Regions from separate parts of the Homo sapiens genome. Here region 2 is linked to region 1. The links are chromatin contacts, found by Hi-C or POLR2A ChIA-PET in ENCODE. All regions are on one chromosome and are shown on one strand. Each heading gives the region's core, a stretch centred on a gene start or an enhancer-like site at or near the end of the contact. The rest is flanking DNA. Distances are from core to core; before and after follow the strand shown. Region 1 overlaps CD109 (CD109 molecule). Region 2 holds the start of CGAS (cyclic GMP-AMP synthase).

The links. Hi-C counts contacts between places; a loop is a spot of excess contacts on that map. ChIA-PET counts read pairs that join two places held with the same protein, here RNA polymerase II (POLR2A). Pooled maps may share reads with other maps.
Region 2: a pooled map shows a loop between it and region 1 (2.3-fold over the local background). The contact joins the promoter of CGAS here to the enhancer-like site in region 1. A Hi-C loop is called at or near these places in 7 of 50 pooled maps. POLR2A ChIA-PET finds 5 or more read pairs at or near these places in 3 of 52 experiments (MCF 10A, activated CD4-positive, alpha-beta T cell and activated T-cell).

Annotation. Positions count from the first base shown.
Region 1 is chr6:73,744,172-73,749,089 of GRCh38, forward strand. All of the region lies in intron 5 of CD109 (CD109 molecule), which reads left to right. Among named protein-coding and RNA genes, the nearest start is that of CD109, 50 kb to the left of the region's middle. Within about 2 kb of position 3,245, at least 2 of the 41 ENCODE cell types and tissues checked have a DNase peak (open chromatin) inside an H3K27ac peak, as active enhancers do.
Region 2 is chr6:73,450,209-73,455,164 of GRCh38, forward strand. CGAS (cyclic GMP-AMP synthase) reads right to left here and starts at 2,089. Exons shown (of 5, transcript NM_138441.3): 1 at 1,317-2,089. The coding sequence starts at 1,973. RefSeq lists a silencer at 1,511-1,720 and an enhancer at 1,891-2,370.

The DNA of each region.
Region 1 (4,918 bases), core at 1,995-4,494:
TTAAAAAAATGTCTGCCTCATTTCTTAAACTGTGAACTCCTTGAAGACAGGAATTCTATTTTATTAATTTTCATATTTGTTCTGTCTAATATAATATCTGACCTGTTATGGGAACTCATTCATGCTTGTGGGATGAAAGAATGAGTGAATAGAGCTTCTTCTAGATGATTGCTGTTATTATCCTTTGTGATGTTCTTTGACTTCTAGTCTCACTCTGCTATATCATCTTGCAACTTAGTAGAAATATCTTTGTATATTTTCATTTTGAGAATATATATGGTTGCTGTATTTGATGAACCTGTGAGCTAATGGAAAACAGGACTTTTGGATTAATGCCCTGGACTTTCTCATTTTGAAAATTAAAAAAAATCTCAGGCAAGAGCTGAATATTCTAGTTTGTTATAAAGTCTAAAATAGACTTATAATTTTGGTGCCATATTATTCTTGTGTCTTTATTCAGCCATTTGATCTGCTAGTGCCAGTCCTTTGGCAGTGTGCATTTTAATTTCTAGGCCCCATATGCAAATTTTCATGAGGAGTTCTTTGTTTTGTTCTTTCTCTACAGAAGCCACCCTAGGAGGACCCCTCCTTTCAAATGTGTCTTCTGTACCCCTCTCTGAAGAGACATGTTTTTGGCATCAGTTAGAAAACTTTGGGGCCAGACTTTAGGATGTTGTGTTCATCAATGAAATGGAGGGTCTGAGTATGTAGCATCATCAGTACATAGGATAGGGACTCAGTGCTATAGATGATCTTAGAGGTCGCCTAGATCCATCTCCCCACTTTATGGAGGAAGAATCTGAGATAAGTGACGTGACCTGGTTAGGCTCACACAGTGTGTTGTGGGAGGGTCAGGACTAGCAACTAGTTTACTCATACTTTCAGTTCTGTAAAATTAAATTATTTAATATGTGCAGCAATTGCTGTTTTATTTATTTATTTATTTTTGAGACAGAGTCTTGCTCTGTCACCCAGGCTGGAGTGCAGTGGTGCTGTCTCAGCTTACTGCAACTTCTGCCTCCCAGGTTCAAGTGATTCTCCTGCCTTAGCCTCCTGAGTAGCTGGGATTTACAGGCATGTGCCACCATGGGCCTGGCTAATTTTTGTATTTTTAGTAGAGACAGGGTTTCACCATGTTGGCCAGGCTGGTCTTGAACTCTTGACCTCAGGTGATCCGCCCGCCCTGGCCTCCCAAAGTGCTGGGATTACAGGCATGAGTCATCATGCCTGGCCAGCAATTGCTGTTTTAATATGGCCTCCTTTTAAGGTTGAATTTAGATGTCAACAGGGCTTGCTGTATGCATTGGTGGAGAAGATACCTACTTCTTTTATATGACTTGTGGATGCCACGGGATCACCTTGTTTGCACGTTGGATTGTTCCCAACGTGTCCCAGATTCTGACCACAGCAGCCATGTGTTTAGATTGAAGATTTGAGTCCAGCATGTAGGTTACTTGGTTCATCTATTTAATATCCATTAATATACTATTAAGGATTAGGCTGCTGTCACCTCACAGCCTCTATAACCTTGGTCATATGAGGCTTACAAAGATTAATTTTTTGTTGTTTGTTTTTGAGACAGAGTCTCGCTGTGTCACCCAGGCTGGAGTGCAGTGGCACAATCTTGGCTTACTGTAACCTCCGCCTCCCAGGTTCAAGCGATTCACCTGCCTCAGCCTCCCGAGTAACTGGGATTACAGGCATCCACCACCACGCCTGGCTAAATTTTTGTATTTTTAGTAGAGACAAGGTTTCGCCACATTGGCCAGGCTGGTCTTGAACTTCTGACCTCAAGTGATCCGCCTGCCTCTGCCTTCCAAAGGGCTGGGATTATAGGCATAAGCCACTGTGCTCAGCCAAGAAGATTAATTTTAAAAATAACTGTTTACCTTTAGGTAGATTCACAGAAAGTTGCGAAGATAGCACAAAGCGGCCCTATATTATCTTAACGCAGTGCACCCAGTGGTTATATCTTATGTTATTATAGTACAATATAAAAAGCAAGAATTTGACGTTTGTGTGGTATGTGTGTATGGTTCTGTATGATGCTTTATTTTCAGTGGCATAGAGGGAGTTTTGGAAAATGATAACTCACTGGGCTCTGACCAGTGGTGGCAGCCCTGGGTGAGGGGGAAGGGGGCACTGAAATGAGTACCAAGTCCCTGGGTGGAGTGAGGAAAGGGAGAAAGAGCAAGAAATGGAGTTATTTTCCCTCAAGGGTAACTTTCCTATTCAGTACAAACCTGTAGCTATGCTGCTGCTTTTGCTCCCTTGCTTGAGATAGGTGCCCAAGAAAGGTGGTCATGTTACATGTCTTTAAAAACCATAGTTCCTTCTACTTTGAGTAGGAACAGAGAGGGTTAAATGGGTGATTTTTGTTTATTGTTTGTTTTTAAAGAGAATATGTTTCTAGTTAGTACTTTTTTTTTTTCAACACCAAGGAAACAAGTTTGTCCCTTGTACTGCATAATGTATTTGTACTGCAGATGGTAACACTGTTTTAGGAGTATGAATGTGCTTGTGATCCCTGGATACCTGGCCACTATTCTGCTAACTGGAGGCTTGTATGGTCTATGTCTTGGTCATTGGTTAGATCCATTATTCCCAAGTCCTGTCACTATGAGTGACTGTCAGGTATAGACCAGCTTCAGTTCTTCAGGTGTTTAGTTCCAGCCTTGATAAGAACCAGAATATTTGTAATCCTTTCTAATGAGAGAAGGGATCCAGGAACAAAACTGTCTCCTGGGGAGGTTCTGATTCCTCCCTCCTCACACTCAGTAGATTATCTTCCTTTCCACTTCACAGAGAACACAGTCATCAGATGGGAATTTCTTTCACTTTTTCTGCCAGATTTGCATGTGTTGCCTGTGCCCATCTCATGCTTATTCTCTTCTTTTTAGAGGAAAGGTCCTATTCTTCACATCTAAGACCAATATCCCGATTTCTGCCTTGGCTTCTTTCTTCCTCTACTTTGTCAGAAAACTTGCAGTGTTGACAGTCTCTTTCTTCTCAGTCTTCAAACTGGATCTCTTTCTGTCTTAGATCTTTTTATAAAATCTAATATGTTTAATTCTTTCTCATTGAAAAAACAAAAAATATAGAGAAGTACTGTACTTTAACTCTACTTCCTCTTCAGTGACTTCACATTCCCATTCTAGCCAGTCTTCTAAAAAAAAATGTCTGATCTCTCTGCCTCCATTTTCCCAACTCACTCCAGTTTGACTGAGATTTCTTTCTACTTGTTTGGATTCTTCTTCTTGGTCACTTTCGTCATTTACTCTCTATTACATATTGGCACATTGCAAGTTTGGTTTTAAGTTTCTTTCATTTCTCACTCTAGGGAAGTTCACCCGAAGGCATGGTTTCAGTTTCCATCTATACACCAATGACTCTCAAATTGGCCTCTCTGAGAGAACCTATACCTCTGAGTTCTAGACCTTTAAAACTATCTACCTTTAAAACTATCAACATCTGTATTTGGATGTTTCAAAGCACCCCAAACTCTTCATGTCCAGTATCATTCTTAACAATCTTTCCCCACCACACCTGGCTCCTCTGCAGCATTTCCTACCTTATTTAATTCTCTATCCATTCGGCTGTGCAGGCTGGTAACCTTAGAGTTCTTGACACCTCATGCTGCCTGACCACCCATATTCAGGCCTTCATCAATTCCCACAGCTTTTTCCCTTAAATAAATATATTTCTTTCTTTCTTTTTTTTTTTTCCTACCCTGAGACAGAGTCTTGCTCTGTCACCCAGGCAATCTCAGCTCACTGCAACCTCCACCTCCCGAGTTCAAGTGATCTTCCTGCCTCCATCTCCCGAGTAGCTGGGAGTACAGGCGTGTGCCACCATGCCCGGCTAATTTTTGTATTTTTTGTAGAGATGGGGTTTCACCATGTTGCCCAGGCTGGTCTCTAACTCCTTAGCTCAAGTGATCTGCCTGCCTCAACCTTAAATATATTTCAAATCCACCTACTTCTCTATTTCCACCTCTCCCTCCTTTGTCCAAGCCACTATTATATTGTTCCTAGATATTACAGTGTCTCTTAATCTCTCTGCATTTGGTTTTTTTCCCCTTTGCAACCAATTATCTACACAGCAGTAAAAATAATCTCAACATTAGCTGGATCATGTTATTCCCCAGCTTAAAACTGTCCAAAGACTTTCCACTGGCCTCAGAACAAAATTCAGATGTTTTACCATGGCCTACACAGGGTCTTACCTGATCTGACTCTGTTTTTCCCATCTCATCTCCAGATTTCATAACTCTCTGTAAATGTTAATTCACAGCTTTTATCATAATTTGTAATACATACTCACATATGTGGTTATTTGATAAATATCCTTCTTTCCACTAGATCAGAAGGTCCATGCGGGGTTGTATTCCCATTACACCTGCCACTCAGGCGCAATGAATATCTCTTGAAGGAATGGATGAATGAATGCATTTGTTGTGTTTGGGCCTCAGCCCTGGTAATTCTGATTCAGTAGCTCTGGGGTAGGAACTGGACACCTCTATTTATTAAACCCACCACAGCTGATTCTGATGCTGAGTTTGGGTTGAACCCCATAGAGAAATATGTTGCAACTACAGTTTAGACCACAGGTGTTTAGACTCTAAACAGGAAAGGGAAGGAAAGGATGATGTAAATGTTAATAAACATTTTCTCTCATTTTGCAAACCCTATTGACTCTGTCATTCCTCTAAGTAGGACAGTGTACATCAGCTGACACTTTTACAGGATGATATTTCCATTGTGATTTCTTTTTTATTTTTAAGCTCTCCCAATTTTATGGTAAAAATAAAAGAGGGGAAAAATAGGGTATTACATGATTGCTATTACGTAGGCAATAGGTTTAGGCATAGTCAGGTTAGTAGGGATCGGAATAAAGCTAAAAATATGAAGCTTTTGTG
Region 2 (4,956 bases), core at 839-3,338, 300 kb before region 1:
GAGTTCTAGACCAGCCTGACCAACATGGAGAAAGCCCGTCTCTACTAAAAATACAAAATTAGCCAGGGTGGAGGCTCATGCTTGTAATCCCATCTACTCAGGAGGCTGAGACAGGAGAATCGCTTGAACCTGGGAGGTGGAGGTTGAGGTGAGCTGAGATCGCGCCATTGCACTCCAGCCTGGGTAACAAGAGCGAAACTCCGTCTCAAAAAAAAAAAAAAGAAAGAAAGAAAGAAAAAGAAAAAGAAACAAATCTCTTGCTGGGCAAGAAACACGCTCCAGTCAGGAACCTGCTTCTAAACTTTCAATTTACACAGGAATGATTAATGACTCAATCACCCACAAGCAAATGGAGCTGTGTAATACACACGTCGAAGCAATTATACGGAATGTGTATCTAGAAAGCGTTTTAGTATCTGTAGGAGATATTCTTATTTGTTTGTTTAACATTATACTGTAAGCTTCCCATGATTTCTGTGTAAGAAACTGGGGACAGACGGCCGGGCGCGGTAGCTCACGCCTGTAATCCCAGCACTTTGAGAGGCCGAGACGAGCGAATCAAGAGGTCAGGAGATCGAGACCATCCTGGCTAACACGGTGAAACACCGTCTCTACTAAAAATACAAAAAAAATTAGCCGGGCATGGTGGCGGGCGCCTGTAGTCCCAGCTACTCGGGAAGCTGAGGCAGGAGAATGGCGTGAACCCGGGAGGCGGAGCTTGCAGTGAGCCGAGATAGCGCCACTGCACTCCAGCCTGGGGGACGCAGCGAGACTCCGCCTCAAAAAAAAAAAAAAAGAAAAGAAAAGAAAAAAGAAAAAAAAGAAATTGGGGTCAGACGGGATAGCAGGAGAGGGGGCAGGGAGGAAGAGGGGGAGAGAAACTGAAGATCTTTTTTTCTATGGAGTAAGAGGTCTTCCTCATAGGAAAAAGTCTACGTGGAATTTTTAACAGACCACTTCAAATTATCCAAGTCAATATCTGACTCGGGACCTCAGGTCCACACCATCAAACACTGCCCTGTTACGGAAACTCGATACATGTCGGCTTGCATGAATGAACCCATACATTTGAATTCCCCCGGGAGCAGTGTCTTGAAATTAGCCAGCAATCAGTACCGGTTGGTTGTCTGATCGTTGGATGTGTAGATGAATAAACGAACGGTTTGTCGTTTTACTTAGACTAGGCTACCGAAAAACATGCAAAAGTCTAAGTTACTTCCGAAGGGAAGTGAGGGGCGCGACCCGGGGAAGGTAGGGACTGCGGATTGCGGAAGGCCGAGCAGCGGGGCTCGGCGGGAGGGCGCCAAGCAGCTCACCTTCACGTGCTCATAGTAGCTCCCGGTGTTCAGCAGCCCGACGCCTCTGAACGCGGAGTCGCACTTCAGTCTGAGCAGCAGGTGGTCCACAACCCCTTTCACCATCCCCGCCGCCGTGGAGATATCATCGCGGCTGAGCTTCAACTTCTCCAAAACCGCCCGGAGCTTCGAGGCCCCAGGCGCCGCATCCCTCCGTACGAGAATGGGGGCCGAGACCGGCAGGCCGGGGCTGGGCACGTCCCAGGGCCCGGGCGGAGGTCTTGGCTTCGTGGAGCAGCGCGCGCCCCTCTGGCGGCAAGAACCAGCCCTGGAAAGAGCCGGCTCCCGAGCCGCAGGAGGCTCCAGCCCCTCTGCCCCAGGGGCGCTGGTGGCGTCAGACGGCTGCGTGTCCTGGGCGCGCTGAGGGGCCTTTTTGGCGCGGGCCCCAGTTGCGCGGACGGGCGGCCTCTCCTGGGTGTCCGGGGCGCTCTTTTTCTGCCGGGATCCCGACTTCCTGGCGGGGCCGAACTTTCCCGCCTTAGGCAGGGCGGCCTCGGGGGCAGCCGGAGACTCGGTGGGATCCATCGGGGCGCCCCTGGCATTCCGTGCGGAAGCCTTGGGGGCAGTGGCTCCGGCCTCGGAAGCTCTCTGCATGGCCTTTCCGTGCCAAGGCTGCATGGCTGGCGCTTTCTGTTCCCCGAAAGAAGAATCCGTTTCAGGAAAAGGCCGCAAGAGGAAGAGCCAGCAGCAGCTGTTGGAAACCAAGCACTACTGGCGGGCACACAAGAGTCTGCGACCCGAAGGGGAACCCCAGGCTGGGAAGTCGCTGGGAGCCACGCCCATGCCGCGAAGAGGCTGGCCGCGGCCTTTCCTGAGGCTACAAAAGTCTCGAAGTTTCTAACTCTCCAGGCAATCCGTGCCCCTGTCTTAAGAAGATGAGGTAGGGCCGGGCGCGGTGGCTCACGCCTGTAACCTCAGCATCCGAGAGGCCGAGGCAGGCGGGTCGCTTGAGCTCAGGAGTTTGAGACCAGCCTGGGCAACCCAGCAAGACCTGGTCTTTCTTATAATTAAATATATGTGTGTGTGTGTGTTGCCTGGGCACACTGACTCACGCCTGTAATCCCAGCAATCTGGGAGACCGAGGTGGGCGGATCACCTGAGGTCAGGAGTTCAAGACCAGCCTGGCCAACAAGGCGAAAGAAACCCCGTCTCTACTAAAAAATACAAATATTAGCTAGGCGTGGTGGCGGGCACCTGTAATCCCAGCTACTCGGGAGGCTGAGGCTGGAGAATCACTTGAACCCGGGAGGCGGAGGTTGCAGTGAGCTGAGACGTGCCACTTCACTCCAGCCTGGGCGACAGAGCGAGACTCTGTCTCAAAAAAGAAAAAGAGGCCAGGCGTGGTGGCTCACGCCTGTAATCTCAGCAGTTTGGGAGGCCGAGGCGGGCGGATCACGAGGCCAAGACATCGAGACCTTCCTGGCCAACATGGTGAAACCCCGTCTCTACTAAAAATACAAAAAATTAGCCGGGCTTGGTGGCGCCTGTAGTCCCATCTACTCGGGAGGCCGAGACAGAGAACTGCTTGAACCCGGGAGGCAGAGGTTGCAGTGAGCCGAGATCGCGCCACTGCACTCCAGCCTGGGCAACAGAAAAAGAGTCCATCACAAAACAAAACAAAACAAAACAAAAACATTGACAGAGAAACTTTTCTCTTTCAAGTGAAAGTTTTTTTAAATTTAATTTTGGTTTGAGTTAGGGGGGCGCAATCTCGGCTCACTGCAACCTCAGCCACCAGGGCTCAAGCGATCCTCCCACCTCAGCATCCTGAGTAGCTGTTACTACAGGTGCGGACACCATGCCCAGCTTTTTCTTTTCTTTTTAATTTTTTTGTATACATGGGGAGGTCTCACTATGTTGCCCAGGCTGGTCTCGAACTCCTAGACTCAAGCGATTCTCCCTCCTCAACCTCCCAAAGTGTTGGGATTGTAGGCATGAGCCACTGTGCCCTGCCACAGAAACTTTTTCTTTTCTTTTTTTTCTTTTTCTTTTCTTTCTTTCTTTCTTTTTTTTTTTTTTTTTTTTTGAGACAGAATTTCGCTCTTGTCACCCAGGCCGAAGTGCAATGGTGCGATCTTGGCTCACTGCAACCTCTGCCTCCTGGGTTCAAGCAATTCTCCTACCTCAGCCTCCCGGGTAGCTGGGATTACAGACGCCCGCCACCACGCCCGGCTAATTTTTCGTATTTTTAGTAGAGACGGGGTTTCGCTATGTTGGCCAGGCTGCTCTCAAACTGCTGACCTCAAGTGATCCACCCGCCTCGGCCTCCCAAAGTGCTGCGATTACAGGCGTGAGCCACGGCGCCTGGCCAGAAACTTTTCCCTTTTTTTTTTTTTTTTTCCTGAGATGGAGTCTCATTCTGTCCCCTAGGCTGGAGTGCAGTGGCACGATCTCGGCTCACTGTAACCTCTGCCTCCCGGATTCAAGCGATTCTCCTGCCTCAGCCTCCGAAGTAGCTGGGACTACAGGTGTGCGCCGCCATGCCCGGCTAATTTTTGTATTTTTAGTAGAAAGGAGTTTCACCATATTGGCCAGGCTGGTCTGGGACTCCTTATCTCGTGATCCACCTGCCTCGGCCTCCCAAACTGTTGGGATTACGGGCATGAGCCTCAGCGCCCGGCCAACTTTTTCAATGTAAATTTAAATAGGGTTTTTTAAAAATCAATAAGAAATAAAATAATAATTTTTAAAAAGAAAAAAATTAATAACAAATGAAAAATACTTTGAAAAAAGAAAAAAATAAGAAAGAGAAAATATTCAACTTTTACAAGATGGAATGAAACAAAGATTGACTGCAATTGGAGTAAATACTTCTATTTGACATTTTTTAAAAAGCACAGAAAATCTTTAAAATGTTGTGTAAAGTTTCTGCCTGGTGCGGTGACTCACGCCTATAATCCCGGCACTTTGGAAGGCGAAGGTGGGTGGATCACTTGAGGTCAGGAGTTCAAGACCAGCCTGTCCAGCATGGTGAAAACCCATCTCTACTAAAAATACAAAAATTAGCCAGGTGTGGTGGGCCATGCTTGTAAACCCAGCTACTGGGGAGGCTGAGACGGGAGAATTGCTTGAATCGGGAAAGCGGAGGTGGTAATGAGCTGAGATCAGACCACTGCACTCCATCCTGGGCGACAGGGCAAATGACTCTGTCTCAGGGGGAAAAAAAGTTGTGTAAAGTTCTCTCTTTTTATTTTATTTTATTTTATTCATTTTTGAGACGGAGTTTTGCTCTTGTTGCCCAGGCTGGAGTGCAATGGTACAATCTCAGCTCACCACACCCTCCGCCTCCCGGGTTCAAGAGATTCTCGTGACTCAGCCTCTTGCGCAGCTGGGACTACAGGCGTGCCCCACCATGCCCAGCTAATTTTTGTATGGTTTTGTAGAAATGTGGTTTCACCATGTTGCCCAGGCTGGTCCCCAACAAGCTATCTGCCCGCCTCAGCCTCCCAAAGTGCTGTTACTGGCATGAGCCACTGCACCGGACCTGGCATTTACATTTTAAATCATTCATACTGCTTCAGCTGTTGTGATTCTAGAGTATCTCAATACAGGCTTTCAAATATCTTTTTTTTTTTTTCGAGATGGAGTTTCACTTTTGTTG